Linked DNA regions of Homo sapiens: region 2 is linked to region 1. Evidence: read pairs that join two places in POLR2A ChIA-PET (ENCODE). Cell type or tissue: Panc1. All regions are shown on one strand. Links, peaks and the distances in the headings refer to the core of each region. The heading gives the core; the rest is flanking DNA. Region 1 has its middle 16 kb from the start of SORD. Region 2 overlaps SHF (Src homology 2 domain containing F).

What was found. ChIA-PET counts read pairs that join two places held together with the same protein. Peaks named below come from ENCODE experiments on the same cell type or tissue, not always from the same donor. Only the 100,000 strongest peaks of a DNase experiment are listed, where the experiment ranks them.
Region 2: POLR2A ChIA-PET joins it to region 1 with 6 read pairs; 2 of 35 experiments call an interaction of 5 or more read pairs at or near these places.

What each region holds. Positions count from the first base shown.
Region 1 is chr15:45,005,263-45,008,170 of GRCh38, reverse strand. No RefSeq gene overlaps it. Among named protein-coding and RNA genes, the nearest start is that of SORD, 16 kb to the left of the region's middle. In Panc1, for the core only: no CTCF peak of the experiment used is centred there; no DNase peak of the experiment used is centred there.
Region 2 is chr15:45,165,858-45,168,765 of GRCh38, reverse strand. It overlaps SHF (Src homology 2 domain containing F), which reads left to right. Exons shown (of 7, transcript NM_001394037.1): 7 at 633-1,552. The coding sequence ends at 819. Among named protein-coding and RNA genes, the nearest start is that of SHF, 21 kb to the left of the region's middle. RefSeq lists enhancers at 552-1,053, 1,045-1,134 and a silencer at 1,335-2,134. In Panc1, for the core only: a CTCF peak has its summit at 1,212; a DNase peak (open chromatin) is centred at 1,205; H3K4me3 peaks cover 1,592 bases; H3K27ac peaks cover 1,793 bases.

The DNA of each region.
Region 1 (2,908 bases), core at 113-2,612:
AACATCTAAATTGTGAAGACATTTTTTACCAATAATCTTTAAAACTGTTTTTATTTCCAAAAGATCACTGAAATCACGTGAACAAAAAGGCATTAAAATGTTTCTGTTTTTCTGACAAAATACTTGATTTAAGTGCTTATTTTTCTAAGCCAATTAGTCAGAGCTCTTTTATACAAACACCATGCATACAACACATATACATAGACAGACAGACAGAAGATCTGGTAGTTGTAAGATTTTTCACTTGCCAGTTTCTTAATTGAATTACTGGCTTCAAGATGGCACCCTTGGAGGAACAGCATCAGCAAAGCATGGCATTTCTAGGGCCTAATAAAAAGGCATAGCTGGAAGGCAAAAACATATCCCCAAAATTAAGGGTGCCATTTGTATACTGCATCCTGGATCCCCCCAGAAGAGGAAAATGCTATGGGAAAGAGTGCAATGCTTCTACCGTGCATGTCATTGCAAAGCAACCCAAAGCCAATCAGCCCATTTTGAAACCAGCCCATCCTCCATGGGAATCTCCTCTCAGTTGCAGGTGGGGATGTTTCCATATCTTCCAGGTGGCCAAGAGCATGCTTCTCTAATCCAAAAATCCAAGAGCCAAGCATCCCTCTTAACTGCCATTAGCCATTCCTTAAAGTATATTTCCTACCTGGTTATTACACACCAAGACTAAAAGCTCTCAAATAATGCAAAGTAATTTTTGATACCTGCCAAAGTAAAAAATTTGAGATAATGTAAGGTAAAACAGAAGACAGCCTTAGATTTTGAGAGGGATCTATTCTTTTTCAATTCCTAGGGTTCCATGAGAAAAACAGCGCTTTTTCCCAGAATGGGGTCTGTGGCACTTCCTGTTTTTCCCTAAGAGTTCCAGGCTGTTAGAATTTATCTTAGGTTCTCTCATGTGGGCATCAAGAGTGTTGAGAAGACAAAAGTGGAGAAAAACAACTCAGTCGAGCGAGAAGAAAAAAACCTTTTTTGTTTCTTTAGAAAAATAAGATCCAAGAAGAGAAAAAAGAAACCATGTAAAGGTATTTTAAATATGTGTGCAGTTTGGATATCTGCTTTTAATGAAGCTGATTTTAACCATACAGCTCTTTAAAAAATTATTTTTTAAATATCTAATTATTAGACTCTAGCCAGGACAGTCAATATTCCTTGCTTTTGAACTTTACCACAGGTAACTTCCCATGTGAAATTAATGTTTTAAATAAGGTTATAATGGATACATAAGGTATTTCAAAGAGATAGTAAGCAGTTTCTTTTTTTTTTTTTTAACAAGATCTAGAATCTTTCCAAGGTAGTTCAAAGGAAAACTCAAGACACGAAATCAAAAGTGGTCCACGGGGGAAAAAAGAATCAATAAGTGGCAAAAAGTTACACAAATAAACCAGAAAAGACTCATTCCCTAAGAATTGAACCCAGGCTGCCATTGTCAAAAGACAAGGCCTTAGCTACTGAGGTACAGCATTGAGCAGTTTCTATTGCTCTTCCTAGAAGAAGCCTAGAGCAGCCAATTTTGAGCTTGCAAAGGCTTTTAACTGCTGAAGTTAACTTTTAGGGTTAACTATGATATGCATCCCCAAATTCCTGTCCTCTGGATGCCAGAGACCAAGAGAAAGTATCTCCACATGGTCACAAGGTTGGGCTCTTAAAGACACAAAACAAGACAGATAAATTTCATCTGGTATTGGTTTCAGGGACACACAGCAAAGTTTGTAACTGAGCAGCCTGCCAGGCTGGCTTGAAAAATGGGCTTACAGGAGTCCTAAACCCACATTCTATTCTGTGATACCCTTCTCTCCATTACAGAACAACACAGAAAGACAAATTCTTAGCACAAAGTACACCATATTTGCTACAACCTAACACTACTCTCAGAAATCCTTTCTTCTACTAATCAAACCCTTGCAGAGGAGACATTGATGTTTATCATTTATACACAGAGAGAAAGAGACAGAGACCGGAAACTTGGCTGGTAAGAAATTCCTACCCTTTTTGCTGGCATACCAGGTTTCTGTGTCCCCTTTCTCTGAAGCTTCCAGAAAATGGAGCAGCTTTTGATGACCCTGCTTACTGTGCCATAGCTGTGGGGGCCAAGCCCTGTTACAAAAGAAAATCATCCATTTCTGTTTTATGGAACCATAGGCAAAAGCTTCTCACTTTTCCAAGATGCTGCCTGATGGGTTGCATGGGGAACTGAATTAATATTTTCCATCCCAGCCGAAGCAAAATACACATAACGAAACAGACACTAGTCACCTCGTTCAGCACCCAATATTGACCTGGCAAGGCTCAAACTTTCTCATGTTGGTTCCCATAGTCTTTGATCCACTCCAAGTGGAGAGGGATGACCTCCAACCGGTAATTGAATAGGTGGTCTCTGGGCAAGATGAAGAGTGGACAGTCACCCCATGTCAGGCCTGTTGAGCTTTCTTCAGGGCTCATCAGATGTAACCTGACTTACGTAGAGTTCTCCGAGTTAGGCCTGCTGGACTTCCATCAGCAATTCCCTCAGAGATCCCCTCAACATATACAAACACACACACAACAAAGACAAGACAGACAGAAGGCCTTTGAGACACAGATTCCAGACCCAGTCACAAACCAAGAGTATTCCTCCAAACAAGTCCCCTATTCTCCATCCAATTAGACATCTCACCAGTAGACATCTCGTGATGGGGCTAAAGACAGACACCCCATGATGGAGCTAAAGACAGACACCAAAAAAGAGACAGCAGCACCTCCAGAGAGACTGACAAATAGGAGAAGGAAGGGGCTGTTGGCAGCACCTAGAATACTCACCAAATCAGACACCCCATAATGGGGCTACAGCTACAGACACTCCATGACGGGGCTACAGACAGACACCCAGTGGTAGGGCTACAGTTGCAGACACCCAGTG
Region 2 (2,908 bases), core at 1-2,500, 160 kb before region 1:
GGATAAATGAGCTAGGGGCTTGGTCCAAGACCCAGAAAGCAAGAGAGTGAAGGGATATCCCCAGGAGGAGGCAGCTGAGCACTCCCAGATTTTGGGGGGTCTTCCAGATCAGCTTCCCCCTTCCCCCTAGTCATTAGAAGGGAGAGCCCCAATGAAGACTAGCTTGGTTGTCACATCTGTCCACCCTCCTGCCAAGGGCATATGTGGTTCCACATGAGTCACCAGGAGCCCCTCACGGGTGTCCTACCAAAGAGCTCAAGAAAGGTGAGGTTAAACTGGCCCTGGCCACAGAGGCTGGAGGGCCGGGGTGCCTGGACCCCAGGGTTGGCCAGCAGGGGTCGGGGGAGGTGCTGGTCGCTCAGTTTCCACCTGCACACACCCTGTATGCTCCCTATACACACATTCTTGGCACAACCAGTGGCCTTACCACAAAGCCAATGCCCAGTGCTACCTACTTACACCACCACCACCCCTGCTTTCTGGACTGACCTCCACCTCCCCTAATCACCTGTCATTCTCAGCTGGCTTCGGAACCACCACATTTGCTGTAGGGTTGGGGAGGGTTACTGGGTGGATGGATGAGGGGGCTGAGGAGAGCCCCCACTCACCAAAGTCTCCTCTCCTCTTCCCAGGAGCAGCCAGGGATTCATGCACATGAAGCTGTCCCGAACCAAGGAACACAAATATGTGCTGGGCCAGAACAGCCCGCCCTTCAGCAGCGTCCCTGAAATTGTGCACCACTATGCCAGCCGCAAGCTACCCATTAAGGGAGCCGAACACATGTCCCTGCTCTACCCTGTGGCCATCCGGACTCTTTAGATGTGAAGCCAGGGCACTGTGATAGACCTGTACCCAGCCCTGTGCCCATCACCTGGCTGAGGGCTGTGGCTCTTGCCAGGGACGTGATCTTTCAAACCTTTCTTCTCCTGGGATCCAGTAGAAGCTGGAGATTCCTTAATTTATTCTAAAGGGAAAGGGCTCCTGGGGCCTTGGAGTAAGGGGTTGTCTGGAGCTGGGGAAAGAGGAATCCCTGGAGAGAAAGGATAGCCCCTGGAGGAAGGGGGTTCCAGAGCTACTGGGATGGTAGGGAGTTTCAGACTGGCAGCTCCGGCTCCTTTCCGACCTTAGGGCAGAGGTGGTGACCTCCACCACCACCACCCTCTCCCCACTGGGTCCGTGCGAGGTAGTGCAGAATTCGGCCCCTTGGGGCGCCTTACCACCTCTCTGCCTCCGTCCCCGACTTCCACCCCAGACCGTCGGAGGGCTCCGCCCAGAGTCTGGTAAGAGGTTTGGGGAAGACAGGCCCCTGGGAAGCAGCCGGCTTTGGGGGGTGGGGAGAGAAGGGGAGGGGCTCGGGCAGAGGGAACTGTGCAGTCCCCAGGCCGCCCCGGCTCCGGGCCAGAGGCAATAAATAAACCCGATCCTGCCGGGCACAGCCGCGCCCGCGCCTCCGGCGCCGTCCCCGGGCTGACGGGGGAGGGAGCGGAGAAGCGAGCGCAGATTCTGCGTATAAATCAGCTCTGGAGCAGACACAGCCCGGCTGTGAAAAGCACTTTCGAAGCATCAAGTTCCTTTCTTTGACGAGATGTCAAAACATCCCCGCCGCCCCCGCCCCGGCTGGGGGCACCCGAGGCCCGCTGGCCGCGCGGCGCCCCCTCCCCGCGGCGCGCGGCTTCCCCCGAGCGCGTCCAATTTCCTGCCAACAGCCATTTGTCTGGGAGGAGGGGAGGCGCGGAGAGACAAAGAGGCAGCGCGCCAGGCCGGGGAGCGGGGCGGCCTGCCACGCGGAAGCCGCGCGCCGGCGGAGGCGGGAAGGCTGGCGGGACGGGCCGCGGGGGCCGCGCTTGTCTCCTTGGCCGAGGAACTGAGGGCCTGCAGCGCCTCCCTCGCGCCCTAACGGAAGGGTTTGTCCCGGGCAGACCCTCGGGCGTGGCCGGCCTGCGAGCCCCTAACCACCGGCCCGCGGCCTAGGCCGCACCCCGACCGGCGCCCACCGCTGGAACCCGCCCAGGCCTCTGGGCGGGCCCGGGGAGGCCCACTGGGTCGCCAGGCGGAGCGGCTCTCAGGCTGCCCCAGGCCCGCCCCACCCCGCGGGCAGGCTGGTCAGGACCCCTCGACATGCTGGACAGGCACCTTCGGGGGACCGCTGAGCCAAAGGGCCGTCTGAGGGCCTCTTCCAGAACCTAAACGTGCAACCTCCAAAGTGTGCTGTGAATCACAGTACTTGAGAGTTTCTAAACCAGTGGCTATTTTCTCGAAATTGAGGATATGTGGTATGCAGGCGTTTTGTGGAAGCAATAGGAAGGATCACTTAAAATTGGGCACTCTCTTGCCGGGCGCGGTGGCTCACGCCTGTAATCCCAGCACTTTGGGAGGCCGAGGCGGGCAGATCACCTCAGGTCGGGAGTTCGAGACCAGCCTAACCAACATGGAGAAATACCGTCTCTACTAAAAATACAAAATTAGCCGGGCGTGGTGGTGCGTGCCTGTAATCCCAGCTACTCGGGAGGCTGAGGCAGGAGAAATCGCTTGAACCCGGGAGACAGGTTGCGGTGAGCCAAGATCGTGCCATTGCACTCCAGCGTAGGCAACAAGAGCGAAACTCTGTCTCAAAAAAAAAAAGGGGCGCACTCAGAGAAATTCCCTCAGAGGGTTGTCCTGTCTTTAAGTCGACTTGGAGAGCATCCAGCCATTTTGCAGATGAGAAAACAGGCCCAGAGAGGTTGGGTGATGTGTTCATTTGTCTCCTGCTATCATCTCACTGCCTGGAAGAGCCATGTAGGCACAGGTGCCCAACTCTCCCTTTGCTCAGAGAAGGGCTGGGAGTGACTGAGGTCCTGGTAACAAGCCAGGCGGCTCTGGCTCCCTATAGACTCCAGCTGAGTCTGCCCCCGACCCCGTTCTCTTC